Regions from separate parts of the Homo sapiens genome. Here all the other regions are linked to region 4. The links are chromatin loops, found by intact Hi-C in ENCODE. Cell type or tissue: GM12878. All regions are shown on one strand.

Evidence for each region. A loop is a pair of places that touch in the nucleus more often than their neighbours do. Peaks named below come from ENCODE experiments on the same cell type or tissue, not always from the same donor. Only the 100,000 strongest peaks of a DNase experiment are listed, where the experiment ranks them.
Region 1: a loop joins it to region 4, with 2.0 times the contacts of the local background. A loop is called at or near these places in 3 of 110 quality-filtered maps.
Region 2: it touches region 4 in a loop (5-fold over the local background); 30 of 110 quality-filtered maps call a loop at or near these places.
Region 3: it touches region 4 in a loop (3-fold over the local background); 10 of 110 quality-filtered maps call a loop at or near these places.
Region 5: a loop joins it to region 4, with 8 times the contacts of the local background. A loop is called at or near these places in 29 of 110 quality-filtered maps.
Region 6: a loop joins it to region 4, with 12 times the contacts of the local background. A loop is called at or near these places in 21 of 110 quality-filtered maps.

Annotation. Positions count from the first base shown.
Region 1 is chr5:108,815,770-108,820,769 of GRCh38, forward strand. All of the region lies in intron 3 of FER (FER tyrosine kinase), which reads left to right. Among named protein-coding and RNA genes, the nearest start is that of FER, 70 kb to the left of the region's middle. In GM12878, no CTCF peak of the experiment used is centred here; a DNase peak (open chromatin) is centred at 3,032; H3K27ac peaks cover 341 bases.
Region 2 is chr5:109,466,056-109,471,055 of GRCh38, forward strand. LOC105379117 (a long non-coding RNA gene) reads left to right here. Exons shown (of 8, transcript XR_001742838.2): 3 at 1-131; 4 at 3,187-3,340. Among named protein-coding and RNA genes, the nearest start is that of PJA2, 59 kb to the left of the region's middle. RefSeq lists an enhancer at 2,756-2,835. In GM12878, CTCF peaks have their summits at 1,201 (motif pointing left) and 2,928 (motif pointing left); a DNase peak (open chromatin) is centred at 2,866.
Region 3 is chr5:108,922,286-108,927,285 of GRCh38, forward strand. The region is part of intron 10 of FER (FER tyrosine kinase); the gene reads left to right. Among named protein-coding and RNA genes, the nearest start is that of FER, 180 kb to the left of the region's middle. In GM12878, no CTCF peak of the experiment used is centred here; a DNase peak (open chromatin) is centred at 2,403; H3K27ac peaks cover 1,012 bases.
Region 4 is chr5:108,678,489-108,683,488 of GRCh38, forward strand. No RefSeq gene overlaps it. Among named protein-coding and RNA genes, the nearest start is that of LINC01023, 47 kb to the right of the region's middle. RefSeq lists an enhancer at 2,907-3,407. In GM12878, a CTCF peak has its summit at 3,003; a DNase peak (open chromatin) is centred at 3,003; H3K4me3 peaks cover 246 bases; H3K27ac peaks cover 481 bases.
Region 5 is chr5:109,476,578-109,481,577 of GRCh38, forward strand. All of the region lies in intron 4 of LOC105379117 (a long non-coding RNA gene), which reads left to right. Among named protein-coding and RNA genes, the nearest start is that of PJA2, 69 kb to the left of the region's middle. In GM12878, a CTCF peak has its summit at 2,873 (motif pointing left); no DNase peak of the experiment used is centred here.
Region 6 is chr5:109,436,198-109,441,197 of GRCh38, forward strand. No RefSeq gene overlaps it. Among named protein-coding and RNA genes, the nearest start is that of PJA2, 29 kb to the left of the region's middle. In GM12878, a CTCF peak has its summit at 2,785; no DNase peak of the experiment used is centred here.

The sequences.
Region 1 (5,000 bases), 140 kb after region 4:
GCTTTTTGATGAATCAGTCTGATTATTTAGTAGTCACATAATACATATATAATGTAACTTGAGCCTGTACAACTAGGGTTTCAACTATATATATTTTTAAAGCAGTAATTTTTAAGCCTGGCTATAGAGCCACTTCTGCTATACCACCGGATTTGAAAACATTGAAATCTTGGTTGAAATCATTTCAACATTTAAAAACTTGGTTAATGAGAGGATCACCTGAGGCCACAAATTGAAGACGAGTCTGGGTAACATAGCAAGACCCTGTCTTAACTAAGTAACTAACTAACTACACCACCGCCCCCCCAAACACACACACACCACACATATATACACACATGCTTTAATCTATCAAAAAAAAAACCATGAGTTTGTTCCCACACAATTGACATATTAGGAACGATTTGAGCTTAACGTTAATTTTGCATTTGTTTATGTCTGAAACCTGAAGAAGCACTAGGTGAATGCAGAAAACTATAACTAGCTTAACCATGCTGCGTAGGAATACATAGTAGACACACACTTCAGTCCTTTACTGGCTACCTTCATTTACCTTTTTGTTGTGAGCCACACTCATCCACATGTGGCATTTCAACTTTCTGTCAAATTTTGAATAACTCTCCCCTTTACAGAATTCGCAAGTTGCAACCTTTCTGAAGTCGACTTTGACAAGCAAGCTTCAGGTCTTTTCAAAATGAAGTGCCATGTTAATATAGTAGTCATGTGCTTCTTAACGTTTAATATGTGTAAAACTATGCAAAGTTTTTTCTGTTAGGTTTCTGTTTTTAAAAAAATGTGTCCCTGATTAGTTTCTTGAGTATTATGCCTTTAACCCCATTTGTCCATAAGCCCTGTGGTTTTTATTCTGTAATTTTTGTACAATCTCATGGTTATTAGGCACAAAAATATTTTGTTACAGTAGAGCTTATACATTAGAATTAGTTGTGGAGCTTTAAAGTACTGATGTATAGACCCCATCCAAAGCCTGTTAAATAAGAATCTATGGCCTTAGAGCCAATAATTGGTATTTTTAAAAAGTTTGCAGTTGTTTGACTGGGCATGGTGGCTCATGCCTGTAATCCAGCACTCTGGGAGGCTGAGGTGGGCAGATCACTTGAGCGCAGGAGTTCAAGATCAGCCTGGGCAACGTGGCAAAATCCCATCTCTACCAAAAATAAAAGAAAATTAGCTGAGCATGGTGGCCTGGTCCTGTAGTCCCAGCTACTTGGGAAGCTGAGGTGGGAGGATCACTTTAGCCCAGGAGGCAGAGGTTGCAGTTAGCAGAGATCATGCCACTGCACTCCATCCTGGGCAACAGAGCAAGACACTGTCTCAAAAAAAAAAAAAAAAAAAAAAAAAAAAAAAAAAGCTTGCAGTTGCTTCTTATTGCAGCCAGAGTTGTGAACCACTAGTCCAGGGAAACCGTGAAGCTTTGAAGAAAATGAAGAGAGGCTCTTATGAATGGGAAGTATCTAAAATTTCCTTTGAACTTGCGATTGAATCTTTGAAAACTTCAGCTTTAGGGGAATTTAAGGAGTTGTCTTCTGGATTTCTATATTCCATAAAGACACAGAGACTCCAAAAACATTCTTCTTATGTAATGGGCAAACTCACAATAAAAACTGTTGTTTCACAGAACCATTTATTTTGAGTTATTGTGTAGTGCACAGACTATGCATTCTTCATGGAATTTTTATGTTGTATTTAAAAAAATTCAAGCAAAAAGAAAGCAAACAAGTAGTTGGAGGTGTAGTCTGCAGTGAAAAGCTATTTATAACAACTATTATTTAGGTATTTTTCAAGCTTGAGTCATCTTCGTGATTTATTTTCAATGTTTTAGTATAATTATAGCTCCAGTAGTAGTTTGTTCTTTAATCCAGTGTTGTAGAATAAATACTTTTGGTATAATAAACTCAGAGCACTTAAATTAATACCTGTTTATGGAATACTGATTTACCTCACTACACAGCTGTTAGTTCAAATTTAGAGGGCAAGAAAGGACTAATATGCATTTCTAAAAGTTATGTATTTTCCCCTTATGTGTAGTTTTCTCTTTTTCAAAAGTTGCATGCAGAGTTTACTTTCTTTATATCATGTATTAATCTTAGTATAACTGGTACTATTTACCTCTATAGTCTTCCTAAGCATAAAATAGGCATTGTAGGGTTTATGTTAATTATTTTAGAAGCCTGAGATGCTATTTAATGTATGCAATGATCTCGTTTTTGGGGTAGATGAGAATAAAATTTCTGTAAATTGAATTATTATTCCTCCTTTTTATTATGAAATAGGTGATGTGTTTATTTCTAGGAACCATTTTATTTTTGGTCACAAAACAACACTGCCAAAGAATCGCATTTAAGAATTTAGAAAATTGGCCATATGCGGTAGCTGACGCCTGTAATATTAGCACTTTGGGAGGCCAAGGAGGGTGGATTGCTTGAGCTCAGGAGTTCTAGACCAGCCTGGACATCATGGTGAAATCCCATCTCTACAAAAAATACAAAAAGAAAATTAGTTGGGCATGGTGGTGTGCGGTGTATTCCTGTGGTCCCAGCTGCTCAGGATGCTGAGGTGGGAGAATCACCTAAGCCCGGGAAGTCAAGGCTTCTGTGAGCCGTGATTGTGCCACTGCACTCTAACCTGGGTGACAGAGCAAGACTTTCTCCAAAAAAAAGATAAAAAGAATAAATCTTTTGAAATCACATTTTACATTTCAGGTAAAAGCAATATTTTTAATAATATTAATATTAATATACAACTCAGAATTCTGAAAAATGTTCTAAAATTTTAAAATCTCAAATTAGTAATTTGTTTTCCTGGGGCATTGGGAAATGTGTGCTGTCTTTTTCACTGTGTTAAAGTAGTCCTATTTCTAATTATCCAGTGAGATATTGGGGCGGTTAGATAAGATGATAATTTTATTTAATTGTTCTGTTCAGGGAGATTTGAGAGATGGGTCATTACTTTAGTTAGAAAGGCAGTTACAGTGAGAGGCCTCTTTCATTTTCATATCCATAGCTTCTCACAGAGCATGTCATATCAAGAGTGACTCACCAATCTTGCCCTACAAGGACTTCTTTTTAGATGTGCTCATACTACAAAGTAGGTAGCCTAAAGGAGTAGATAGCTTTTCCTATGGCTCTTCACTTCTAATTTAATGATTAAGTACTAAATAGAAATTAAAGATTACTATGTAATTTGTAACCAGTTTAATAATATTCTCCTTAGTTTAACCTAGATAGTTATTCTTTTTTATTTTTAGAAACAGGGTCTAGCTCTGTCGCTTAGGCTGGAGTGCAGTGGTGTGCTCATAGCTCACTGTAGCCTTTAACTCCTGGGCTTAAGTGATCCTCTCACCTCAGCCTCCCGAGTAGCAGGGACTGCAGGTGTGCACCACCATGCTCAGCTTTTTTTTTTTTTTTTTTTAATTTTTAGAGCTGGGATCTGACTCTTTTGCCCACGCTCGTCTTGAACTTTTGGGCTCAAGTGATCCTCCTGCCTCAGCCTGTAATTCCAAAGTGCTGGGATTATAGGCATGTCCCACTGCACCTGGCTAGGTAGTTATTCTTAAAGTAGTTTGTAGATATTAAGACCTTTAGGTTCCCACACTGCTCCCTCCAAGCATCAGGTTATGTCAGGTGTAACACATTAAGAATTAGTTTTGTATTTGAATGTGAGCTCTTCCATTATTTAGGTGTGTGACTTTAGGCAGATTAATTTATCTGACATTCAAACTCCACATTTATAAGATGAAGGTATTTTCTTCATAGTGTTGATAAAAGGAGTAAATAAGAGAAGGCCTGCTGCGAGTGTGCAAGAGGTTGGTAATATTAATAAGTGAAGCCCCAGTATGTAAAAGAGGCAGAGAGCGTCTCTCTCATTTAGATAAGCAAAGTTAGCTTTAATAGGAGTCAGGTTGGAAAGAACTAATGGAGACCATCAATTCCACCTGTTCATTCTATGTGAGAGAGAAAAAAAGCATTTTTTTAAAATAGAGATTCAGAAGAAGGAAGTGTCTTGAGTATATAGATTAGTTTATACCTTCTGGGAGTAAGAACTGAGTTTTAATTTTTTTCCCCCAGAAGTCTATTTGAGGAGTTTGAAAAAAGATAGATAAGGCAGTAGATGAAAAGGTTGATTGGGTTGGAGGAGGAAAGAGAGGACTTTGTTTTTTAAAAAAATATTGAGCTGATGGGGCCAATGAAGGATAATCTGGAACTACAGGAAATAGAAAATAACAGAACGGCTTGTCTAGGACATGGAAAGGGAATGGGAAAGAGTGGAGAGCAGGAATATAAAAAAAAGAAGCTAAAGAAGAGATAAAAATCTCCCAGAATCCTAACTATAGTTCATTCTTCTCTTTAAAATTTCCAAATAGGCCATTATTGTTTTAACAGTCCTCTACTAGAGCTGGATCAACAAAGGAATCTTCTCTGGACGTGAGCTATAAAAGTCAAGGAGTTTGTGAGGATGGCACTAAATAAGGAAGTAGCTATTAATAAATAGGAAAAGATCACAGGATGCTGGAACTGAAAGGGACTGTGAAGGTATTTTATTCAATGCTTAATTTTTGGTAGGAGAAAACTGCTGAGGTTAGGCGATTTACTTCTGAAGAATAAAGGTGACTATGGCTGGTTATTTTTCTGGTTACTGTTCTTCAAAAGAAGAACAAGAAAGGTGGCCCTTAAGTCCAAGAGGAATAAAAGCAATTGAGGAGCACCAAGAAGCTGGAAAAGTATTGGGAAAGAAAAGGTAATATAATTTCTTAATTTCTTTTCTGGCCTGTTCTGTGTTTAGATACTTAGATTTACCTTTTTAATACCAGTAGTAATATCCCGGTAGTCATGTGGTTCTCTAACTTTTGAGACTGGACCGTAACTGAGCTAATGCAGCTCAGCATCTTTGGTACCAGTCATTAGAAACCAATTATTTAATTTGATTATATTGGTTTTATTTAAAAAATTTAGTCTTTGTCCACATATTATTTTTGCTTTCAT
Region 2 (5,000 bases), 790 kb after region 4:
ATATTGTTTTAAAAAGTTCTAAGCCAAAAAGCCACCTCAATTATTACAAAGAAAGAAATACCTTAGAATAAGTAACCAGAATATTGTCTTGAAAACCAGAAATATTGAGCAAGAAAAGACTACGTGAGAAGGTAAGTCCAACACACAGTACCGTGACATGTAGATGTCCAGAACAGAAGACACTAGGAGACTCCAGATACGGCAGTGACAAATGCCCGTCCTGCACCAGAAGTTATCAAACCTTCTAATTCAATCATTAGGTACTGAGCAAATGTGGAGACAGGCTGAAAATCATTTATCTAATTGACAAGGACCAGTGTGGGATTTAGGAAAGGGGGAAAGTGAGTAACAGAAGAAAACACAATGATGGATAATTGAGGTCCTGAACTCATGGCTAGAGAGTTATAACTCCCAGGTAAGGTAAGATTCGTAGTTAATAAGGTGATACCAACAGCAGACATTTGGGATATATATTTCTCGATATAATTAAGTTGGTGGTTAATAAATGCTTTTATTATTTATCTGTTTTCCAAAGTTATGAATTAAATAACTCTTTGAGATACTGTAAAACCTAACTCACCTACCTGACCCAGATGTGACCATTTGATAATCAAGGGTCCTAATAATGTTCTGTGGTCAGGCATTCTTCCATAATTAACACACTTAGAGACACAGGTCCCTCAGTGGCTTCTGAGCTGAGGTTAGGCCTGGCTTTGACATCAGCCTAGTGTTGTACCTGCTGTCCTTTCACACATTCAAGGATATTTATTGAATGCCTGCATTGTGTAGGCTTTGTATGAGTAAGAACTAATCCTTGCTTTTCAGGTGAAAGGAGGGGTTGGAAAGGCTTTCTCTGGTGGTAGTTACTGTACTTACCACATTATTGGTCAGCCAAAGTCATTCCTCACAGGTTCGACACTGTGTGATGTCAAAGCCAGGACTAACCTCTGCTCAGAAGCCACTGAGGGACCTATCTCTTTAAGTGTGTTAATTATAAAAGAATCCCAGGCTACGGAACATGATCAGGACCCTAGATTATAGGTTATATATTAAAAGGAAACGAAAAGACCAATGTAAAGCAAATATGGGAAGTAATTTGCAGGAATGAGCTAAGTTAAAAGACTCAGTTGTTGAGAAAACCAGCTATGTTTTGGCAAGTCAAGCAGGCAAAGATAGTGGAGTGAACTGAGTGTGTACTTATGGAGCCCCCTCGAGGAAGCTTACCCACCATATAGCTCCTTTAATAAGCTTTTCCACCTCAGCAGAATTGACCACTCCCAACTTTACCCACTGATGTACCACGAACAGTTTTCAGCACTTATACCTTCAATTCAGTTGCTTTATTTTGTTTATTTTTTCACTAAAAACTGTCATATTCATCTTTGTATCACCAGCACCTAGCGTATTTGTTACTAACAGGGATTTAGGTGACAAATTACATTATCTGCCCTAGCGATTGGTATTGCACTGGTGGTAATCTAGACTTTGAGAGTGTGTCAGGTGAGAAGGTAGCTGGAATAATTATGTTGGCTCCATACAGATGAACGATTCTTAGAATATATATCTTGTCTGCTCCATAGTGGTTTGCACAATGCTTAGCAAGGATCTAGTTTTTGCTCAATACATACACAATTACTTGATATTTAGACAAGCTGAGCCAAGCGTTAGTGCTTGCTTTATTTAACAGCTGATGGCTGATGGCTGCTCTTTAAAGTGGATGTAAAGGATGTGAAAAGAGAGTAGACAAGAAATATACCATTGGGGCCGGGCGCGGTGGCTCATGCCTGTAATCCTAGTACTTTGGGAGGCTGAGCGGGTGGATTACCTGAGGTCAGGAGTTCAAGACCAGCCTGACCAACATGGTGAAACCCCGTCTCTACTAAATACAAAAAAATAGCCAAGAGTGGTGGTGCATGGCTACAATCCAAGCTACTTGGGAGGCTGAGGCAAGGAGAATTGCTTGAACCTGGGAGGCGGAGTTTGCAGTGAGAGGAGACTGTGCCATTTCACTCCAGCCTAGGCAACCAGTGCGAAAACTTTCTCTCAAAACAAAACAACAAAAAAAGGAAATATACCATTGGTTCTTAGGTATATGAAACAGGTACCCAAACTTATTCATAACAAAAGAATGTAAATTAAAACCACACTGATGTGGTTTTTACCTATTAATTGGCAAAGATCAGGAAACTTAGTAATGGTAGTTTCAAGAAAATGAAAGTGTAAAACTAGTACAAACTAGAAAAGCTTCTAGACAGCAATTTTGTAATATCTATCAAAATTAAAAATATAGATACCCTTTGTTTCAAGAATCAATTTCCAAGGATCCTAGGATCAATATGCTCATATGTGTAAAATGATGAGTCAGCAAAGTTAGTCCCTGCAGCATTGTTTGTGCAAGCAAAAGATTGGAAACAAACCAAATGTGTAGTCAGGAGGTACCTGTTTGAATAATGGCACTATGTACAGTGGAATATTATGCAACTATAAACAGAATGGGAATGCTTTCCTTTTGTGCGTGCTGGTAGAAGAATCCCTAATATATGCTAAGGAAAGACAAGAAAGGTACAGAACAGTGTTATAATTATGCTATCCTTTTGTAAAAGAAGAGAAAAAGTGTGTGTGTGTATGTGTGTGCACGTGCACTTTTACATGCATAAGATATCTTTGGAAGAAAACAGAAAAAACTAGTAACATTATTTACCCTTGAGAAAAAAACCAGGTGACCAAGAGGTAGGAATGGGAAGGAGAGTTTTCCCTCTGTGTCCCTTCATGTTTTTGAAATGCAGAACCTTCTAACTACATGGCCTATAAAAAAAAAAATAAGTAAAATAAACACAGTTAAGTGACACTGTGGTTCTTGGCAGGGAGCCAACGTTGTCATGGTCACTGGCTGCAGCTGTTACACTGGCGTGGTCACCTACAGTGACATCTACTGGTGCTTCCTAACAGCACTGTTAGGTCAGTATTTTTCAAACTTGATTTCAAAGTGGGCCATGGAACCAATGTAGTGGGTCCAACCAGCATTAAAAAAGAAAGAAAGAAAGAAAGAAAGAAAGAATAGAAAATATCAGAGTACATAACAAGTAGTAAAGGTAAATAAGGATAAATACTGTTGTATGAACTCCTGATTTTTAAAATATTCTTATGTGTTCTGATATGTCTTTCTTACTGTGTCAAAAATGTTAGGAAGTCACCATCTTCGGTGGGGACCTTTCTCAGACAATCTATTCTTCCACAATTCTCCTTGAGCAACCAAGATATTAACGGGGAAGACTTGAAGTTTCTATGCTGCTTGATCCAGAATTTTCTCACCATGGATGTGGGGTTCTCACCTTTGAAGGTTGGTCTCTGCTTATGTCTCCATTACCATTACATTGTCTCTGTTCATGCCAGCTCCAGGCTGTGTGTCTCCACACTCGAAGGCACATTCTTTCTCCTTAGGAGTATATCCCATTCCATGGCATACTGTGGAGTTAACAGGGCTGACTGGAGTTTGGATGTGGTGGCTAAGACCAGAGACCTGGAATCCTTCATGCATCCTGAGCTTCAGAGACCCCTGTAACCATGTTCCTTTTCAGATTGACCCCAATTCCTTGACTCATGCAGCTGCACCATCAGCAATGCCTTTCTCTCCATCCCTGCTTCCTTCTATCTAGCTTTTTTCAAGATCTTGCCCAGGGTTACATCTTCCATGGAACTTTCCCTGATTCCCTCAGCCAAAGTGACCTGTCATATAATCATCATGCTCTCTTGATTGCAATTGAAAGAAACACAACTCAAACTGGGTTTAAACAAAGAGAATTGGAGCTCAGCTAATTTAGAAGTTCACAAATAAGTTGGATCCACAGACTGAAAGATATCAGGAAGCATTACTTTGTTTTTCTCAGTGATCCTACCAAAAGATCCAAGATCTCACTAGCCTAACCTGGGTCATTTGCCCAACACTGAATCAATCATTATAGCCCCTGAGGTTAGAATCCACTGATTGGCCAGTCTCAGATTACATGCTCTCCCCAAGAGAGCATCTAGTCATAGAGAGAAGCTATGTGGAGTGTGAAAAAGGGGTGGTTCCTTGAATGTATTCGTCTAAAGTGCTGTCAACTGAAGAGGGAGAATGAATACTGGGCAAGCAAAAACAACATGTGTTCTTGTCAACTTGTAATCTGTACAGTGAAAACACCAACTTCTAAATATATTTTCTTGTGTTAATACTTTACCTATGTGCTATGGTTTGTATGTTTGCACCCAACAAATCTCATGTTGAAATCTAATCCACAATGTGGTGGTGTTGGGATGCAAAGCCTAGTGGGAGATGTTTGGGTCATGGAGGCAGATCCTGCATGAGCAGGTTAGTGCCCTTCCTTGGGGGTGAGTGAGTTCTCACTCTATTAGTTCCCTGGAGAGCTGATTGGTAAAAGAGTCTAGCACCTCCCTGCTCTCATACTTCCTCTCCAGCCATGTGATCTCTGCACAGCTGGCTCCCCTTTCCCTTCTGCCATGAGTGGAAGCAGCCTGAAGCCCTCACCAGAAGCAGATGCCAGTGCCATGCTTCTTGTACAGTCTGCAGAACTGTGAGCCAAATAAACCTCTTTCCTTTGTAAATTACCCACCCTTGGGCATTCTTTTATAGTAACAAAAAATGGACTTAGGTGCTATGTGAGCATGAATCATTTACAATAAAATTGTCAGACAAGTAAGATTAACATTTCACTTCTCAAGTTATATTATTCAATTGTTCTACATTTTCCAGGCTTTGTCATTATTTGTTTTCTCTCAATTCTACTTAGATTTCCACTGACCAATTCTCATGGAGAATTGAGTAATTAATCAGTTTATAAAATCTATAACAACTATAAAAATATTGAATTCATTGTGTTTTTGCCCATTGATTTTTGTCAAATATTTTAATCACAATAAACATTTTAAATTTATGAAAGGAAGACCAAAGTACATTTGGAGGAGGAAATCTCTCATTTCTGTTTTTGAGCATTCTTTCTCAG
Region 3 (5,000 bases), 240 kb after region 4:
CTAGGGAATTAGTACAACATCTGTTGTGATTATTGTCTTTATAAATGATCTGAAAGAGGAGGGTCTTCCTAGTGAGGTATCTAGATGACATTAAAGTCTTCTAGTTGTGAAGAGCAAAACCAGTGAGTACAGATGATGAACAAAGAAACACCAAAATTAGCTTCTCTCTGTGCTAGAACAAGTAACAAATCCAGCATCTTAAGATTTTATATTCTTTGACTGTAAGCACTGATTTCAACACATTTAATGTTGAAAATTGCTTCCAGATTTAATGTTTTATGATTTTATGAGCCTGGGTAAGTGCCTGGCACCTAATTAATGCTTAATGAATATTTAAAAAATAAATAAGTGAAACCAATCAGGGAATAAAATATAGGAAAATATAATTTTATTTTAATGAAAATATAAACTTATTCTGGTATAAAATTCAAATTATGGTTACAGTTAGGGAAAAATGAGTGCAGGGAGTGAATACTGGGAAACTATACGCATTGTTTACTGAATATATCAACACTTAAGTAGAAAAACAAAATTAATAAATTGTTAATGTATCTTTGGAGACTCTTTTTTGGCAAAAGAATACCTTTGGTGAAATAGAGCAGTGACTTAATCTAAGAAACAGTATAGTAGTTAATTGCATAGTTTCTGGAACAAAGTTGCATAGTTTCTGGATCCACAGTCCTTGGATTTGAATATGTGGCATCAGCTATTTTTTGGCTATATAACTTTGGGCAAGTTAAACTTTCTGTACCTCAGTTTTCTCATCTGTAAACTAGGGTTTGTAACAGAAACTATTTCATAGGGTTAATGTGGGGAGTTAAATGAGATAATCCATCTAAAATGCCGAGAAAATGCTTTCTCCTAAGAAATTCTTTACCCTATATTGTCTTTTATTGTTTATTAAATATAAAATTTTATAAAATTATTCTCAGTGTACAAAATGAGATTTATTTTGATGGACGTGATATAAAGAATGGTTGTTGCGGACAATAAAATTTAAAAAGTGAGTATCCAAAAAAGAAAACTAGAGGAAATTATGCAAAAAGGCAAGAAAATTAAAAAATTTTTTTTTGATTGCATCTAATTATAAAGGGAGCCAAAGACTTTAAAGAAGGAGATGTTTATGTCAGAATTGTGACCCAGGGAAGTTTTACGGAGTAAGACTTTTGACTCTCTTGCTCTTTTCTATTTTTCTTATTTGGTTTCATAAAGTTTCTTGAACTTTGGTCCCTTAGAAAGAATGTTCTGTACAATGCCTGAATATGATACCTGGCATCTAGTAGTTGTATCTTTGTTTAAAAAAATGAATGAATAAAGCAGGGATTTATAAAGCAATTAACAAATCATTATAGAATAGGTTATCAAAAGTGGAGCCTTACTTTCCGATTAAACATTTATGGTTTTGAGTATCCCACTCTACTTCCTCTCTAGCCCTGACACTTCATTTTGTGTTAAGTGTAGTAGGTTTTTGTGGCAAGGAAATTTAAAATTTTTATTTCTGTTGAGACCTTAGAGATCATTTACACATAATTTATATTCTTTTCCTTTGAATGAAGAATTATAAAGTATTGGAGAGTTATACCTCAATAAAAAATAAAAAAAATTAAAACACATTGGATTAAGAAAAGCTTTGTAGCACAGCTATCTGCAAGGTTTTGTTTCAAGAAGTGCTTGAAAGTGAGGTATATTCTCAGAGACCTTGAGATCCAAAACCTAAAATAAGAAGACTTCTATATGTTTCTTAGGAATAAAATCAGGTATTTTATTTATCTAATTTAAAAAATCAAAGGCCAGGTGCAGTAAGCTCACACCTGTAATCCCAGCACTTTGGGAGGCCGAGGCGGGCGGATCACCTGAGGTCAGGAGTTCGAGACTAGCCTGGCCAACATGGTAAAACCCCGTCTCTACTAAAAATACAAAAAAATTTAGCCAGGCACGGTGGTGGGCACCTGTAATCCCAGCTACTCAGGAGACTCAGGCAGGATAATCACTTGAACCCGGGAAGCAGAGGTTGCAGAGAGTCAAGAGCATGCCATTGCACTCCAGCCTGGGCGACAAGAGCGAAACTCTGTCTCAAAAAAAAAAAAAAAAAAAAAATCAAGTAGAACAGAGATTTATTTCTTAGATAGTGTTTCTTTACTTAATGTACAAGGATTTTCCGTTTGTTGCTCGAAAACGCAACATTTGTTGGCTGTATCTGTTCCTTTAATCCAGAACTGACTAGTATACTTCCATGCCAACAGGGGGAGATAGTATGAAATAGGAGATCCAGATTTGCACCTCTCTTCTATCTTGCTTTTGCCTCACACAGGAAGGTTTGTTGGTAAATTGACTTCCTTGGGCCCACTGTCACTATCTCTTAGCTAAATTTTGAGATGGAGCAGAAAATGAAATGTCCTCATTGTAAGGATCAGCTGGAGTCTGGTTTCGGCTCCCAATCCTGTAAAACATGTGCTTTAATGTTCAGCTCTGAGCCTTCCACATCAGAAGTCCACAGAGATCAGGTAAGGAGAAGTTCTGCCACAGGCCTACTTTACCCAGGGCCCCAGACATTATCTAAGAGTCCAGCAGGTCATCTATTTTATGCGGCTGCTTCAAATGGGAAGGATAATTTCTCTTGACTTCTGAATCTGGTGGTAAACAAAATTCTTTTGAACAATGCTATCACTTAGATGCTAAACCAAAGCCACTGAAAAAAATGAAAGTGGCTTCTTTTCACATTTGTATTTTATTTCATTTGTTTCCTTAATTCACCTCTCAGTTTTGAGAAAAATATGTCCTTTCCAGTATTTCAATACATGGAAGGTAAAAGAGAGTGCAGTTTTATTGAATATTTGAGGAGAAACATGGCTCAGATTTTAAACTGAGCCATGTTTCTCCTCAAATATTCAACAAAGATGATATTAAGATTTCTATTTTTCAAATTTCAGTTTCTATTCTGGCTGGTGAGCTCAATTTAGCCTTGTTATTTTCAATGTCTGTCACCAAAGGAAACTAATAATGTTTTTCTTGAACATAGGTATTTAATAGTTGGTGACCATAACTGGTAAAGCTTTTCATTATGATATGTAGCTATATAGTTCAATGCTAATTTTGTAATCAATGTTTATGGTTTAATTTAGGAACTTGGAATACACTAATTCCTTACTCTTTTAATGTATAAAATATAATTTCTGTTACTAATAGGAATATAGCCCTATTTTAAATCTGTTGTGTTGGTGAAGAATTATATTTATATGTCATTTTGCGACTTAATTGCCTGCATTCTCTTGAGTCCCTTATTTAATGCCTCTCTTTTTTAGGCTTTCTTTTTTCAGATTCACTATATTAGGAAAACCTAATTCTGGTCTTCAAATAAGAATTGTCAATGCCAAAAAAGTTTATGTATTTTCTTTATTTTGAAGATAGTTGAAATACATACACGATTCTTGCTTTAATATTACTACATCCAGTGTTTGGGTTATGGTGTTCCAAATATGTGTCTTATATTATTGGATAAGTACTGTTTGTAAATATAATGACCATTACTTGTGTGCATAAGTTTTGCTTATCTGGTTTATAAATTTATAAAAATATTAGAGGATATTGAATCCATTGGGATCATCTTCTCCAAATTATCATTTTATATATAATAATGTCTCTGAAGCCTGAGGTAATTAATGACTCACATAGCTAGCTAGTGACTTGCATAACTTAAATTTTTTTAACTTTAAAAAAGTCTCGCTTTCTTGTTACCCTTCAATCTCTGATATATATTCTTTTATGATCCTTCTTTAATATTTTTCTTTTTTTTTATACACAGTCATTGTCTTTTCAAAACATTTTGTGCTTTTTATTTATTTTTGAAATTGTTCTTAATTCTCTTAAATTTTATTAACTTTTTTCTTTTATATTAGAATCTTCAATCTCTGATATATATTCTTTTATTATCCTTCTTTAATATTTTTCTATGTATTTTTTTATACATACCATCGTTGTCTTTTCAAAACAATTTTGTGCTTTTTATTTGTTATTTTTGAAATAGTTCTTAATCCTCTTAAATTTTATTAACTTTTTTCTTTTATAGTAGTTCTACTACATATCTTCAAAGTAAAGTAGAAAAGATTACAGTTTTATTATTTTTCTCATTTATGTAAATTCTGTTCAGAGTAAATAGAATAAGAATTTTTGCTTTGATGGCTATCACCCACCATCCTTAGGAAGGCATTACATGTAAGGATGCACACTGACTCTTGAAATTTTAAAACAATTCAACAAGTACATACTTAATTGAACTCTCATAATTATGAACTTCTACCCATAGCCTTGATGATTTATCTTGGTTATTAACTAATACTGACCTAAGTATAATGAGACCTCTTGATAAACCTAAAAATATACTTTTAAGTACTTTTCATTGTCAGTCTGCTCAGTCAGATGTTACCACACTCACTTGGAGACATACATATTCAGTCACACATACCTGAATTGATCATAGGAAGCCTTTGTATTCTCATGGAGTCACTATTTAGCCTCTGTGTTTTATACAGATGTTCTTGACATCTTTTGTTTTTATATTCTGGTATTATTTATGATTTTTTTTTCAGTGAATTCTTACCACCATAAAGTACATACTGATTCACGAGAGTATATTTTAGGCAGAAGTTGTCCTTTTATCAGAAACTGACATTCCTCTGGAGATGAGACTAGTCTAGACATAGTTTTCTGGTAAGCCATAGCCCCTCAAGCTGCTTTTCTGGGTCATCTGTTCCCTCCAAGTAGTGTGTCATATTGATATTGTATTATGTGTGGTAGATCCATTCTTTATTGGAATTTCACTTCCCTCTCCTATTATAATACACTTTTCCATCTTGTAAGAATTTTTAAATTTGGCCTTTGAAAGCTCATTCTGGTAAGCAAACTTCCTGTTCAACAGAAGATTGCTCATTCTCCCATATCCCATGTAATTCAGCATTGAGAAGTGGCTCTTTTTTTTTTTTTTTTTTTGAGACGGAGTCTCG
Region 4 (5,000 bases):
TAAAGGGGCATGGCAGAGAGTGATGATCAGGATTTGGGACAGTGGGACCAAAAGTGAGAGCAGGAGAGCTTTACAGAGGATTTCCAAGCAAGGGAGATAGTTCTCAGCAGCCTGGTGGTCATGGGTGGACATAGAGGAGAAAAAGAATCTAACTGAAAAACAAGTAATTTCTTCTCCTCCTCCTCCTCCTCTCCCTCTTCCTCCTTCACTTCCTCATCCTCCTCTTCCTCCTTCACTTCCTCCTCCTCCTCCTCCTCCTTCTTTCTTATATGCTCTTGTGGTGGTTTTAAAACACGTCCACAAATTCTTTCACACTTCTCCCACCAAGAGGTAAAGTCCATGGCCCCTCCTCTTGAAACTGAGTGGATCTTCGTGACTGCCTCAATGAATAGAGTACACTGGAAGTGACACTGAGTCCCTTATTGGCTAGGCTAGAAAAGACCAGGCAGCCTTGGCTGGTGCCCCTGGGATACTCACTCTACTCACTCTGGGAGCCTTTGGCCACTCAGTAAGAAGTCCAGCTGCCCTGAGGTTTCCTTGAGACCATGTTGGGGGGCAACATAGAGGGAGAGATACCCAAGGAACTCAACTGTTCCAGCCCTAGCTGCTGGAGTCTCCCCAGTACAACTACCAGCTATAAATGGTGGAAGGGCCTTCAAGATGACCCCAGGCCCAGCTACCTTTCATGGCATAGCAATAGATAACTTGAACAGAACAGCTCTCCGTAATAGGGGCTTTCATCTTTCTTTTCTCAAAAGGGCAGGTATCCTGGAGGTCTGAAGCTGTCTTTGCTCAGAAGGTTAAGTCTTTGTTTTCGAAAGTTTCTGTCCCTCTCTCTGTGTCTCTATCTTTCTGTGTCTCTGTCTCTCTGTCTCTCTCTCTCTCTCCCTCCCTCTCTCTAACCGCAGGATTGTGTGGATAGGGAGGGCTCTGTTGATTGAAAGAGAGGAGAGAACCCAGTTCTAAGTATGGACGCTTTCCAGAGCCTAGAAGAAGTAAAGGGGTGGTAGGTTCTTGTAGTTGACACTTGTGCCCTCCCCTACACAGAAACTCAGAAGGATGTCTGATGGGACTGGTGCAAGAATGCCTGTTTGCTGAGCACAGAATGCCTCAGTCTTTAGAGCCTCCTCAGAGGACCCAGTGGCTGACTTCGGTGCAGAGGGGCAGGTGCCACAATCAGCAGAGTGCCATGTAATAAGTACAAATAATGAGGATCTCAGTGCAACTATGATGAGCTCATACCAGGCTCTCCTCCCCAAGGTTTTTGGATAGCACAAGCTGCTTGGGACCCTTACATAACACTAGAGAAGAGGAAGAACTCCTAAACATGACTGATACTGAATTTTCCATTGTAATTTTTAATTAAGAAAAATACCCTTTATTGTCCCAAAGATTTATTAAATCAATCTCACCTGATAATATACATACATTTGTGAATGGTGAGATTACCTTAACCATCCCAAAGGTGTTTACTATCTTCATATGAGGTTTTGGTATTAATAAATCAAATGATTTCTTATTGATGAAAATTTTAGGCAATGTAAAAAATAGAAATTTTTAGAGTAATTAAGTCATGAGAAGGTGCTTTTGGGGCTTTGGGGGAATCCATTAAGCTGCCCTTGCTCTTGAGAGCATCCCCATTTCTTCACTTCTGAAATGACAAGATCTTTCAAAGCCCCAACATGGCTTGAGTGTTTGAAAGCTCTAGGATGATTTTTATTTGTTCTCTCTGATAGAAATGTCAAATGCAGGAGTTTGTGTGACACAAAATGTTTAGGCACACATAGCTGTTGCCATGAACAAAATCTTCTGTATACAAAGGAAGTATTCTGAACTGTTTCCATTTTAGTTTCCAGTAGCCTTTAAAATAACCAAATAAGATCAATCATTAGGGCTTAATGACCCAGAAACTAATGCTGGAAACATTTACTCTTTAATGATGTCTCCTCTTCCTTCCTTGGCCTCCCTAACTAACATAAATTCATCATTTGTCTGTGTCTATGAAGTAAGATCAGATTGACTGGGGGTCTCTTCTCAATATTTTTTTTTTACCTTAACCATGTACTGCAGTTGATCAGAGCAATTAACAGTGATCCAATCCAGACAGAAAGTTATTTTAAATAACCTGACAACCAATCTGAATTCCAACTCTATGAAGGAAACTTGGCCAAAATGTGTTTAGTGTGTTCAAACATAGGCACTATTCAAAATCAAAGCAGAAAAAAAATGAAACTCTGTTAAAAGTGGCTCAAGATGAAGGCATTGCAATTCCCATCTTGAGGGCGGCTGATGAGTTCTTTTCAAGGTGAGGTGTGCCCTAGCATGCAGAGAGGACAGAAAGGGATAAAAGGAACAAATAAGCAAACAGAATGTGCTCTCAGAACTCCCAGCTTGATTTCCTCAAAGAAAAAGTAGAAATAGATCAAATCAAAGCATTCTTTAAAGATGCTGAGGTGGCTTTAACTGACTAAAATGTAGCTTTAAAAAAATCAGTATCCTAAATGCCAGGTGATTAATAAAGGTCAAGCAGGCAACTTCCGGACTTTATCAGTATAAGCTTAGTCGTGTGCCTTTATTAGGAAATGATCAATACCTTCCTACTTAGCAATATTTTAGGGAATATTTTCCTATAATAGGTAAGGTTTTTAAAATATGAAGACAAAAGTGTAGTATAGTTACTTTGTTTTTCTGGTAGAGCTAAGGAAGTAAATGAACCTCACAATAGTCAGTTTATGCACCCAAGTGAGATTAATTGCTTTACTTACACCATTACATTATTACACAATTCTTGTTATGTGGGGTTTTAAAAGTCTTCACTGTTTAAGCTGTTTTCATTTTAGTTATTCTGTTATTTACAACTGAAAGAGAAAACTGGAGAGGTCTTTGTGAATCTCTACCATATTTTTTTATGACTTTTGATTTCAAGAACCAAAATTGAGGATAAACCTGAAGCAAACACTGTTGAAATGGCCTTTGCAGTACAGACTTCATAGGCTAGAGGGCACAATTGTTTTAGCTGGTCCAAGGCAATGGAAAGCAAAACCTAGTCAACTGTTTCTTACACAGTGACCTAGCAGTTTTAAAATTTGGACCAAGAACGTGAAATTGCTCCTCGCTAAAAATCCACATCTGCTGGAAGAAACAGTAGAATAAAATGTGCATTTTCTATAGTAGTTTTGGATGTTTTTTGCAGAGGTCCTGGGCTTGTGAGAAAAAATAGAACACTCCAAAAGGTCCTTTGGTTCAGCAAAATTTTCCTATCTTAGATTTATCAAGCTGTCCACTCAGTTTTCAATGTGGCCTTTTCCTTCTAAAAATAACATCCTCAGCCGGGCGTGGTGGCTCATGCTTGCAATCCCAGCACTTTGGAAGGCCAAGGCGGGCAGATCACCTGAGGTCAGATGTTTGAAACCAGCCTGCCCAACATGGTGAAACCCCGTCTCTACTAAAAATACAAAAAAAAAAAAAAAAAAAAAAAAAAAATTAGCCACGCGTGGTGGCAGGTGCCTGTAATCCAAACTACTTGGGAGGCTGAGGCAAGAGAATCACTCGAACCCGGGAGATGGAGGTTGCAGTGAGCCGAGATCACGCCACTGCATTCCAGCCTGGGCTACAAGAGCAAAACTCCGTCTCAAAAACAAATAAAATAAAATAAAAAATAATAACAGCCCCTCCCTCCAATGTTTGTATGTATATATGCATATAACGTACTTGACAAGGAACTTGGTAAATACTTGACTATCATTAGGAAATTACAGGGTTGATTCTAAGTAGTGAGATTATGTCTTCTATGAAAATGGTTTCTTTTTAAAATGTACACATATTAATAATTTTTTTTTCCTAAAGCAGTTAGTTAGTCAATGATATTGTGTGGCCTTAACATTGTCTCTGCCTTTATTTGTTCCCTTCCTGCTTAGGGCTTTCTGGATCTTCTTTGCTGTTTTACCTTTTTTAATATGAAATGCTTCTGGTTTCTCCTCCTCACATATCATGTATGACCCCAAGTCCCAGATTATTTTTCTCTTTACTCATTTCTTCTGCTTCCTTCATGCCAGCACACCCAGGCAGAAGGAGAGCCACAGGAAAAGTGACCTCCACACTCACAAATTCCTGCTTCATTTCATCATGTTTTTTGCCTCACAAACTACAATTCTTATTCCCAAATTCAAATTTTTTCTTGAGTGATAGTTGTCTTTCTCTTCTTTCTGCACACCCAAAGATCTCAAGTAGGATATTTGGGGACTGATGAAGGGGAGAACTCAAGGAAATGATTGGGGCCTCAAAGAAGCTTCTAGGCCAGGTGTGGTGGCTCATGCCTGTAACCCCAATACTCTGAGAGGCTGAAGTGGGAGGATTGCTTGAGCCTAGGAGTTCAGCGCCAGCCTGGGCAAAAGAAGGAGGCCCTATTTCCACACAAAAAAATTTTTAAATAGCCAGGCATGGTGATGGGTACCTGTGGTCCCAGCAACTTGGGAGGCTGAGATGGGAGAATCGCTTGAGCCCAGCAGGTTGAGGCTACAGTGAGCCGTGATCATGATCATACCACTTTACTCCAGCCTGGGCAACAGACTGAGATCCTGTCTCAAAAAAAAAAAAGAAAAGAAAAGAAAAAAGAAGAAGTTTCTAGATAAGGGATAAATGTCTCATTAGATATGATGTTAAATACTTTTTGAAGCCAATCTTTCCACTTCCACCTATGAAATATATTCCAAACCCATCTGTGGTAGGCAGAATGTTGGGCCTCATGACCTTCTCCCTCTGGAGTCACTCCTGTGAATATGTTACTTTACATGGCAGAATGGACTTGACAGGTGTAATTAAGGTTACTAATCAGCTGACCTAAAATGGAAGGTTATATTGGCTTATCCAAGTAGGCCCAATGGAATCACGTGAGCTCTTAAAAGCAGAGATATTTTTCCAGCTAGTAGTAGAAGATAAAGTCAGATATTCCAAGATGAAAAGGATTAAAAGTGCTGCTGTTAACTTGAAGATTAAGGTAA
Region 5 (5,000 bases), 800 kb after region 4:
TGGATCAGGGTACAAGACAAATAATGGTTCTAGTGGAACTTGGGGGAAAAGCACTTTTACATGGAATTTAATATATTGTTCCCTGACTTATCTTTGTTTATGATTCTATAGTTGGATAATTGTTTTCCTCAATCCTATGACAAAAAGAGTTGGAGGCGTCAGGAAGAGCAAGAACAATTTGGCTCTCAGTGAATTTTTAATAAACAATGTGTTGCATCAAGAACAATTAAATGCTTTTAAATGTAAGATAATTTTACTTAGACAAATGGTTTTTGAGAAGTACTTTCAAGACAGAATTGAGTAGATAATTTCTTAGACTAATTACCTTATATCTAGCCATTCCAGTAAAACATGACTGGAGCACATATTATTTTACTTAATTTTTTTTCCATTTGGTTCAATTTTCAAATCTGAATACTTTTAAACATTGACTTCTATTTAAAATGTTCTGTTCACAATGCAGTGCTAAGTGAAAACATTAAACTGTGTTTTCCAAATTTTCTACGATAATCAGAAAAAGATTGTATATAAATAATTCCACAGGCAACTCTTTAGAGTATGTCTAAATGGCAAATTTGACTCGTCATTAATGGTAACTTAACATATCATGTACACCAGAAACCAGGAAAGGATCTATCTCATGTTCTCCTAAACCTCAGCCACAGTTGAACAACTGAAATCAATATACTTCTCAAGCAAGTGAATAATTCCTCAAAGCAATTTTTAAAAGGAAAAGAAAATTTTCTTTCATACAAGCATCTTTTCCCTCAGTGATTCTTACATTTGCCTCTTTTTCTCACAAATTTCTAAGATAGGAGATAGAGTTAGCCTTTATGTTTTAAAATTTTCCCTTGATTTACTAAAACACATATAAATTTCATGGTTTTTGAGGAACAATGACACAGAGGATAGTTGACTTAGGGTGAGGTTAGTATGAAGGAATAAAAATGTCAGTTTTTTTTTCCTCATAAATAAAAGTGAATTCCTAAAACTTTCTCCCATGACTTCAGGTAACTGGAGTAACATTTTTGGGAAGCTAAAGGCAAAATATCTCTATTTCATTATTTGGTGAAGACTGATAACCATTTGAGAAAAGTAGTTCTTATTGCTTGATTCAAGTTCCTGGAGAGCTATGGCTAAGATTTTTTTCTATTATACTTAGTATATAATGTAGTATAATTATTTGCATATTGGAGCCCTAAATTTGTTATATAAAAATAGCAGGTAGTGTGTATGAAAGAGAAAGAACTATGATACAAAAAAATCTGGCCAGCAGAGCTGCAGCTTTGCTGTGCAAAGGGTAGAATTATAATTTATTTTTTGTGACTGGCCCAGGGTAGCTGCAAAATAAGTGGCTCTGATAACCAAACAGATAATAGTAACTATACTTTTAAAAAACTTGCAATGATTTAATAGGACATTGGACACACGATTTTAATAGTCTGCATGCCTCCAGAGGTATCACTGTTTCTCAAATGGAAAAGCCAAAATGAAAATTCTAGTCCCTGTGAGAAGGTGTTAGAAGAAATCATTTTTAAAAACCCAAAAGGACTCACTTTATTATTTTTGACAAGAATTTCTCCCTAAATATAAAGATAAGATAGCATTGTAAAAGTGACTGTAAAAGAAAAAAACCCACTGTAAGGCTATTAGGGACAGCTGGCTGAACTGCTATGTCAGAATACATTTTTATTTCTTTAAAAATAAAACTTGAATATTGGAGTAAAATCTTATTTAAGATTTTTAAATATATAAAAATGCATACTTGTTATGCAACTTTATCAGATCTCAACATATTGCACATTTTGCCTATTTATTTCACAATTTATTTTGTAAAATAAATGAAACAAAGTTTTTTATGTTTTCTTTCCCTGGAAATAACAACTACCATTAATTTGATACTTAAGTTTCCAATAATTTCTTTATAGTCCACTGTTTGTCTTTTTTTTCCTTATTTGTGGTATCTTTTGATACACAGGAGTTTTAACATGGAAAAATTTATCACTTTTTATTTTGTGCTTTTGGTGTCTTATTTAATAAATTCTTCCTTATCCTGAGACAAAACAATAAATTTCTACATTTTCTTCTTACAGTTTTAAAGCTATGGTTTAAAATATCCAAGTTCTTGGTTGTCTTGGAATTTATTTTTGGTTTATGTATAGTAAATAATTTTATTTATATTTAATTTTTTTCCCATATGAATAACCAATTATATTTTTTCTCTGATTTTTGGGATGCCACCATAGATTTTTTTCTTTGGATTTATATACTGTTTCATTGGTCAAGTAAGACAAGTTACTCCCATTTTTTTCTTCAAGTTGAACAGACTATGTAGAGTCTTGTGTTATTATGTATGAATTGAGTATCAATTTGTTAATTTATACAATTGTATTAGACACCATTTCAGTCAGTTTCTTTCTGATAATTTGGAGAGACTGTTTAATCTTTCCATCCATGAACATTGTATATCCCTTTATTTTTTTAGGACTTTCAAAATGCTCTTTAATAATGCTTGATAATTTTCTGTATAAAGGAGCATTGCAATATTTTGTTAGAATTATTCCACATTTTGGCTACATTTTGTAGCTATTATGAATGGGGTCATCTTGTATATTATTTTTCAATTGGTTATTGTGAGTATATATAGTAATATTAATTTTTATATACTCATCTTAAGAAGAAAGATTAAGGCCACTTGCAATTGCCTACTAGCACACATTTTTAATAAAAATTTGACATTCTTTTTAATTCAGCTAAAGTCATGGTTGTCTAGAGATGACTTAATCATTAACTACATAGAAGTGCTGAGTAAAAAGTTCAGATCTTTTACTTTACATTATATTGGACCTAGTTTGGCAAAGACTTAATGACACCATCTAGTGGCAGTTTGAAGTTCTAAATAAATAGTAAAATGCATTTCCAGATTTTATTGGATAACTATTTGTGTTAAAAAAATTATGATAACAATCAATATCCTTGTTGAAAATGCCAAGAAACAGCAAGAATTAATTTGTCATATCAAAATTAATTATGCTTGTAGTCTTTAATTTTGCTGATTTCAAGATTAGAATGAAGTTATGCTTATGGAGAAACTTATCTACAATCTTTTATTTTGAAGCCAAATCATGTATGTGAAGATTTAATTTTTAAGATTGTTATTCAGGGAGTTGTCATAGTTCATGTTCACACCATGTTTTTGAAAAAATAAAATTACCAACAGCTGGCCGGAGTCAATCTACGTAATCTTTATAATAAAATGATCCTAAGAGTCTATACCATGAGGACTACTTTATATTTAAGGATCCTTTAACATAAGGCCTATTTTTATATCTTACTAATTAGAATTCTTTTTTGTGTGGGAAATAACAAAATCTTATGCATAATTCAACTCAATTTCAAAACAAATAGGGACAACTTGCTAATCACTTGAAAAAAGTATAAAGTTTAAAATACACTCAAGATGAATTAAAAATGTAAATCTATACAACCAGGCTTTAAAAGTTTAGAGTGAAATATATATGAAAGCTTATTTAATTTTTTGGTGGGGAAGACTTTTCTGATGATAGATGGAACCTCTAAGTGTAAAGGTTGATTAAAATTTCTATAGAACATTTAAATACTAAATTAAAGTGACAGTGTAATATCTCTGGTAAAAGTTTTTTAAATGACACTACCCTATGTTAACATAAGTTAAGGGTGAATACATAAAAAACAGGCATTCTTATTTTGCTACTTGGGAATACATTTGGAATAAACTTTATCAAGGGACATTTGGCAATGCTATTGAAAGTCTTAAAATATGCATAGTCTTTGCCCCAGAAATCCACTACTCAGAATGATTATAGGGATACAACAAAGAAATAGTCACAAGATTGTTCTTCATAGCACTTCATAGAACTATTGGTAAAATATTACACATTAGGAAAATGTAAATGTCCACCAAGAGGTGAATTGGGAAACTAAGAGTGTAGTTATTAACCATACATTGTTATTAACAGTTATTATGTTGTTATTAACCCTAATGTTACAGAAAAATTGTGGAAGACATTTAAAATACTTTTTACATATTTAATTATGTAATTACTCAATTAAGTGGAAAGATATTCTCAGAATAGTGTTAGATGAAAAGCAGAGTTTCAAATCAGTATATTTTCATTTTTTACAATATTTGTTTCCTTCCTTATGCAAAATACAGAATGACGACACTCAACAGGGGTTCTATCCTGAACATGATATAGGCTGAATGTTGTTTCCTCCCCAGATTCATATGTTGAAGCCTGAACCACCAATATAACAGGGTCTTTGGGAGGTAATTAAGGTTAAAACAGGTCATATGGGTGGGACCTTCAGGATGGAAATAATGCTTCTAAGAATGCTTCAGAGAGCTTCTGGGTACACACTCACCCCACCCTCTCCCTACTCTGCCCCGTGTAAGAACACAGCAAGAAGGTGGCCACCCATAAGCCAGGAGGAAAGCCCTCATCAAGCAAATTGACTGGTGCCTTGATCTGGGACTACTAGCCTCTAGAACTGAAGAAAGTAAATGTCTGCCGCTCAAGCCACTTGGTCTACGTTATTTTGCTATGGCCTCCTGAGCAGACTAATATACATGAGGTAATGAGTAATTTCTTTTTTTGCTTATCTAGGTTTCTAAATTTTTTGTCATAAACATACTGCATTTGTAATTTTAAAAGATATTTTAAAATCAAATAATATTAGAGAAACTCTCCAGCATATACAGATGTTTCAGTGAAAAACTCATCATTAGTTAAATCAGTTATTTGAAGCTGGTTTGTGATTACCTTGACATATTTTTATTAATTCTCTCCATACACTAATTATTTGGCTTATAATTAAATTTACAAAGCAGATTGACTCCTTAGCTATGAATATCAAAGATTGATAAGGTTTCTAAATACACTACTGAAGAATAGGTTTATTTTCCTCCCATCTAACTATTTTGCAGTTATTATTTGGAAACACTGACCATTTTAATCATT
Region 6 (5,000 bases), 760 kb after region 4:
GAAATAAATTGAATTCATAATTTAAAATTTTACCCCAAAGAAAACTTCATGTCAGATTAGTCACTGGTAAATTCTATCAAACAGTTAAGGAAGAATTCATACCAATTCCACACAAATTCTTTTTGAAAGTAGAAGAGTATGAAGCCAAAAAAGTATGAAGTATGAAGCCAAAATTACTTTGATGTCAAAACCAAAGAATAGAACTATGGAGAAAAATATCTTGTAAACAGAAATAAACATCCTCAGCAAAGTATTATCAAATCAAATCTAACAACATATAAAAAGAACAATGCATTATGACCAAGTAGGTTTATTTGGAAAATGCACGGTTGGTTAAACATCTGAAAATCAATCAATGTAATTCACTGTGTTATTAAAATAAAAGGAAAAAGCCACAAAATCATCTCAACAGACACCAAAACATTTTTTAAAATTCAAGACTATTTTATGATTAAAAACTTGCAACAAATTGAGAATAGAAGAGGCTTTCCTCACATTAACTAAGGTCACTTATAAAAAACCCTACAGTTAACATCATTATCAGTGGAAAACAGCCCAATTCTTTGTATCTACAATTAGGAACAAACCAAGTTATGTCCATTCTTACTACTTTAACATTGCACTGAACAGCCTAGCTGATATAATACAAAAAGAAAAACAGGGTTAAAAACTGTAGAAATTGAAATGGAAAAAGTTAAACTGTCCTCATTTGCAGATGACTTGATTGTACATGTAAAAAACCCTTAGGAGTTTACAAACAAGGTACTAGAATTATTACAAGAATTTAAGATTTGCAGAATACAAAATCAATATTTGTAAATTGGATTTCTATATACTAGCAAACAATAAGCAATGAACAAAAAATTTTAAAACTCCATTTACAATAGAATTTAAAATATTATGGAATAAAGTTAATGAAAGCCATGCAAGCCTTGTACATTGAAAACCATAGAACATTGCAAAGCTAACTTAAAAAGACCTAAATAAATGGAGAACTCTAATTATGTTTACAGAGTGTAAGACCCAATATTGTTAAGATGACAACCTTCCCCAGGTGATCTATATCTTCAGTTTCATCCCAATCATAATTCTAATTGGCTTTTTATTTTTGAAGAAAATGAAAAATTGATTTAAAAACTCATATAGATTTATACATAAGAAATGAAACTATACAAATACTGGAAGAAAATATGTGTGAATCACTTTTTAGCATCAGTATTTACAAAAGCTTTCTGTGAGTCAAAATGCAGTAACAGGAAAGATTGATATATTTTATTAGGTGAATATAAAATGTTTACATATTAGAAACATCACAAATAACCTTAAAAGATAACTGACACACTAGATAAAACATATAGGAGAGATAAAGGGCTTATCTCTCAAATATAAAAATCACTCTTTCTGTAAAATAGAAGGGAAAACACACCAGTATCAAAAAGCACACTTAATACCCAGATCGTGGTTTCTAATACCATTCTCCAACGAAAGAAACCAGGGCTCCTTGGAGAAACGGCTGACTCTACCACTTGGGCAAGTACTATACAAGATGAGCCGGGAGCATCTTATAATACCAGAAAGTACGGAAATGCTGCACACACACACACGCCCCACCCCCCAAGCAAAACCTGAAACCCATATTGATGAGGGTGTGTCAAAGGTGCATAGGAGCCAACTTGAGAGAGTTCTTACTGGCTGAAGCTGAATCAGTTTGAGCAACAAAATAAATAAAAGGGTATTGGATTTGGATTATAGCCTAGGACAAAATACATATTCATGAGTCTATACTGATACAAATAAATGATTGAATAAAGTAATAAATGGATGAGAAGGAGCAAATCTTCTGTACAGAAGAATTTCAAATAATTTATTTAGCTACTTCACCCTCAAGGAGATGGAACATAATTCCCCACCCTGAAAGCGTGGGCTGTGCATAGAGACTTCATTTCAAAGAGTACAGTATAAAAGAAATGGGAAGAAGTAATTTTACAGTAGTTCTCTACTGACAAACACTACCTAAGCCAGGTTATTGAGGTTAACATCGATATTCATAAATCACTTGTTGGTAGAATGTACCCTATGATGTGATGAGAGTGGCTCTCTACCTGTGAGGTCTTGCCCCACACAACCAATAACCCCAGTCTTAGAATAAGAAAAACAACAGACAAATTCTAATCGTGCAGCATCCTACAAAATACCTGACCAGTTCCTCCAAACTGTCAAGATCATCAAAAAGAAGCAAAGTCTGAGAAACTACACAGCCAAGAGGGGCTTAAGTAGATACACCTCTAAAATGCTATATTGTATCCCAGATGTGATCCTAGAACAGAAAAATAATTAGGTAAAAACTAAGGAAATTCAGATAAACTATGGACTTTATAACATTAATATATTAATAATAATGTATCAATACTGGCTCCTTAATTGTAAACTATGTGCCATACTAATGTAAAATGTTAATAATAGGGAAAACTGGGTGTAGGGTATATGGTAACTCTCTGTAGTATCTTCTCAAGGTTTCCATAAACCTAAAATTGTTCTAAAACATCTATTTCTAATTATATTTTGAAAATTAAATAAAATAAAAAACAGGGGGAAGAGGATAACTAATCATTAGAAAAATGGGAAAAAGACAGAAATAGACAACTCACAAAGAAGATATAAAAATTGCCCTTAAATATCTGAAAAGATCTTCAGTTTCACTCATAATTAGAGAAATGCAAATTAAAACCTTTATTTTGTCTTTGCAAAACCTTTTCTATTTTGGAAACAGCACCCTCTTTTGTTGAAAAGGTGCTCTCTCACCCCACTTGATCCCTCTGGTTCTAGTTAAAACTATCAGTTGTGCCGGGCAGAGTGGCTCATGCCTGTAATCCTACCACTCTGGGAGTCTGAGGTGGGAGGATCACTTGGGGCCAGGAGTCTGAGGCTGCAGTGAGCCATGTGCTCCAGCCTGGGCGACAGAGTGAGACTCTGTCTCAAAAAAATTAAATAAAACTATCAGTCATAACCATTTGACACATACTAATCACTCAGTTATTGTTAGCTAGTAACTTGTTATCTGGCTGTGGTAAAACCTACACTTGAGAAAATTTCTATTCATGCATCTATTACATTAGTATGGTACATAGCTTAGAGTTAATGAGCCAATATTGACACATCATTATTAACTAAAGTCCATAGTTTATCCAGAAATTGAAACATGGTCCCCTTGCAGGTTAGGAAGATTGAAAAGAGGTTAATAGTCAGTGTGGTAGGCATAGTGGAAACAGCTATGTTAGTAGAAGAATTTATATGTGAATTAGGACATACAAGTTCTTTACTGGGTCAGGCCCAAGATATATGCTATGTAATTAGATTGAAAGTTCCCCTGACTCTACTCCCTCTTTCCTACTTGCATGATCAATATCTATCATATCAGCCACCGCAGTGACATGTTTGGGCTGCTATTAATTTCTAGGGTAATCATCAAGAAAAACCATTAAGAGAGTCCCTTTCTCTGACACACACTACTTGTTCATCATAAAATTGAAAGTGTGTGGGGAAGAATATCTTACATCAGAGGCCATTTGGGCCTCATTTACCTCTGTCCCCAGCTCTGAGAAGATGTTCATTTGCAGGTTTTAGATGATTGGGTCCTCTGTATAGTGGTGGATGGTGAAATCCAGCTTGTGATATCAGCCATTTCCTGATTACTTTATTCTTAGTAAACTGTAGATTCTCACTTTGTTTACAGATATTTTCTGGTTTCTAATACTGTAGCCATGGTGGCTTAGTTTCTGATCTCAGTATATAAATCCCCAAACAGACAAGCATTTATAAGTGGGCTTAGGCAGAGTCTGCTAACAATTGTCAATTTCTAGGAGTCCTGTGTCACTGATTAAACCTGAACTACCCGGGAGACCACAGGAAACACTGGAACGTGAATTTATCAACTTAAAATGAAAAATATCATGGGAATAAGAAGACTCATAATCAGAGTGAAGAACTTATTCTCGCCTTTAAGGTACATGTGATTAGAAGGTTATGTGGTAGACATAGAAATCTTAACAACAGGCATTAGATAAATCAAATGTTTGTTACTACCAAGGCTGATAGGTCCATATCTTTATGGATATAGTCTTGCTACAGGGATCAAGGTACTCAAAATATGATACCCAAGATTCCCTTTACTCAAGAATCTGCTGAGATGGATAGTGCCAACTTTATTCTCTACAGCTCTCATTTATATGTGCTGGGAAGGGTACCAAACTGTTTTCCATGACTTTCCCTTTCTGGATTTCTTTAGATGATATGACAGGTATATGCCTGACAGGTATCACCTTTATATTATGATTCTGAAGGTTTAGGAACTTGTCCCTTTTGTAGGAGATTGTGTCCACAATTACTAGGTATTTTTGTAGGAGATTGTGGACACAAAATATCTAGTAATTGTGCTCATTTTGCAGTTGAAGTCTAATTAAGAATTCTATTGCTATCATTTTTGAGTTCTTGAGGGCCACTGGAATATACAATTCTCAATACACACCACATCTAACTTCTCATAAGCACAACATTTTCAATTTGTTGCTATATGGAGAAAAACTTGTAAGAAACGGATAGACGATAGCCTCATAAATTTTTCTTTATATTATAAAATGTAACAGACAGGTAAAAAATGTTGAGTTGTGAAATTAAATTAACTATAAAAGATATATCTATAAAATAATCAAAGGAGAAAGTTGTTCTTAGCCTAGACGGGGAGCAACACTTTAATACCACTTATTGTGTTTTCTGTGACTTAATTAATTTTTAACATTTGATAAATTTTAATCTTAATAATTATAGTGATCAGCATCAGATAAGGATAAATTTGTTTTTAGAATGCATAACTAATATTCTAAAACTTTTTTGGAAAGACCACAGCCTATATTGGAGTGAAAGATCCAAACATAATTTTTTTTTTTTTTTTTTTGAGACAGAGTCTTGCTCTGTCACCCAGGCTGGAGTGCCGTGGCACGATC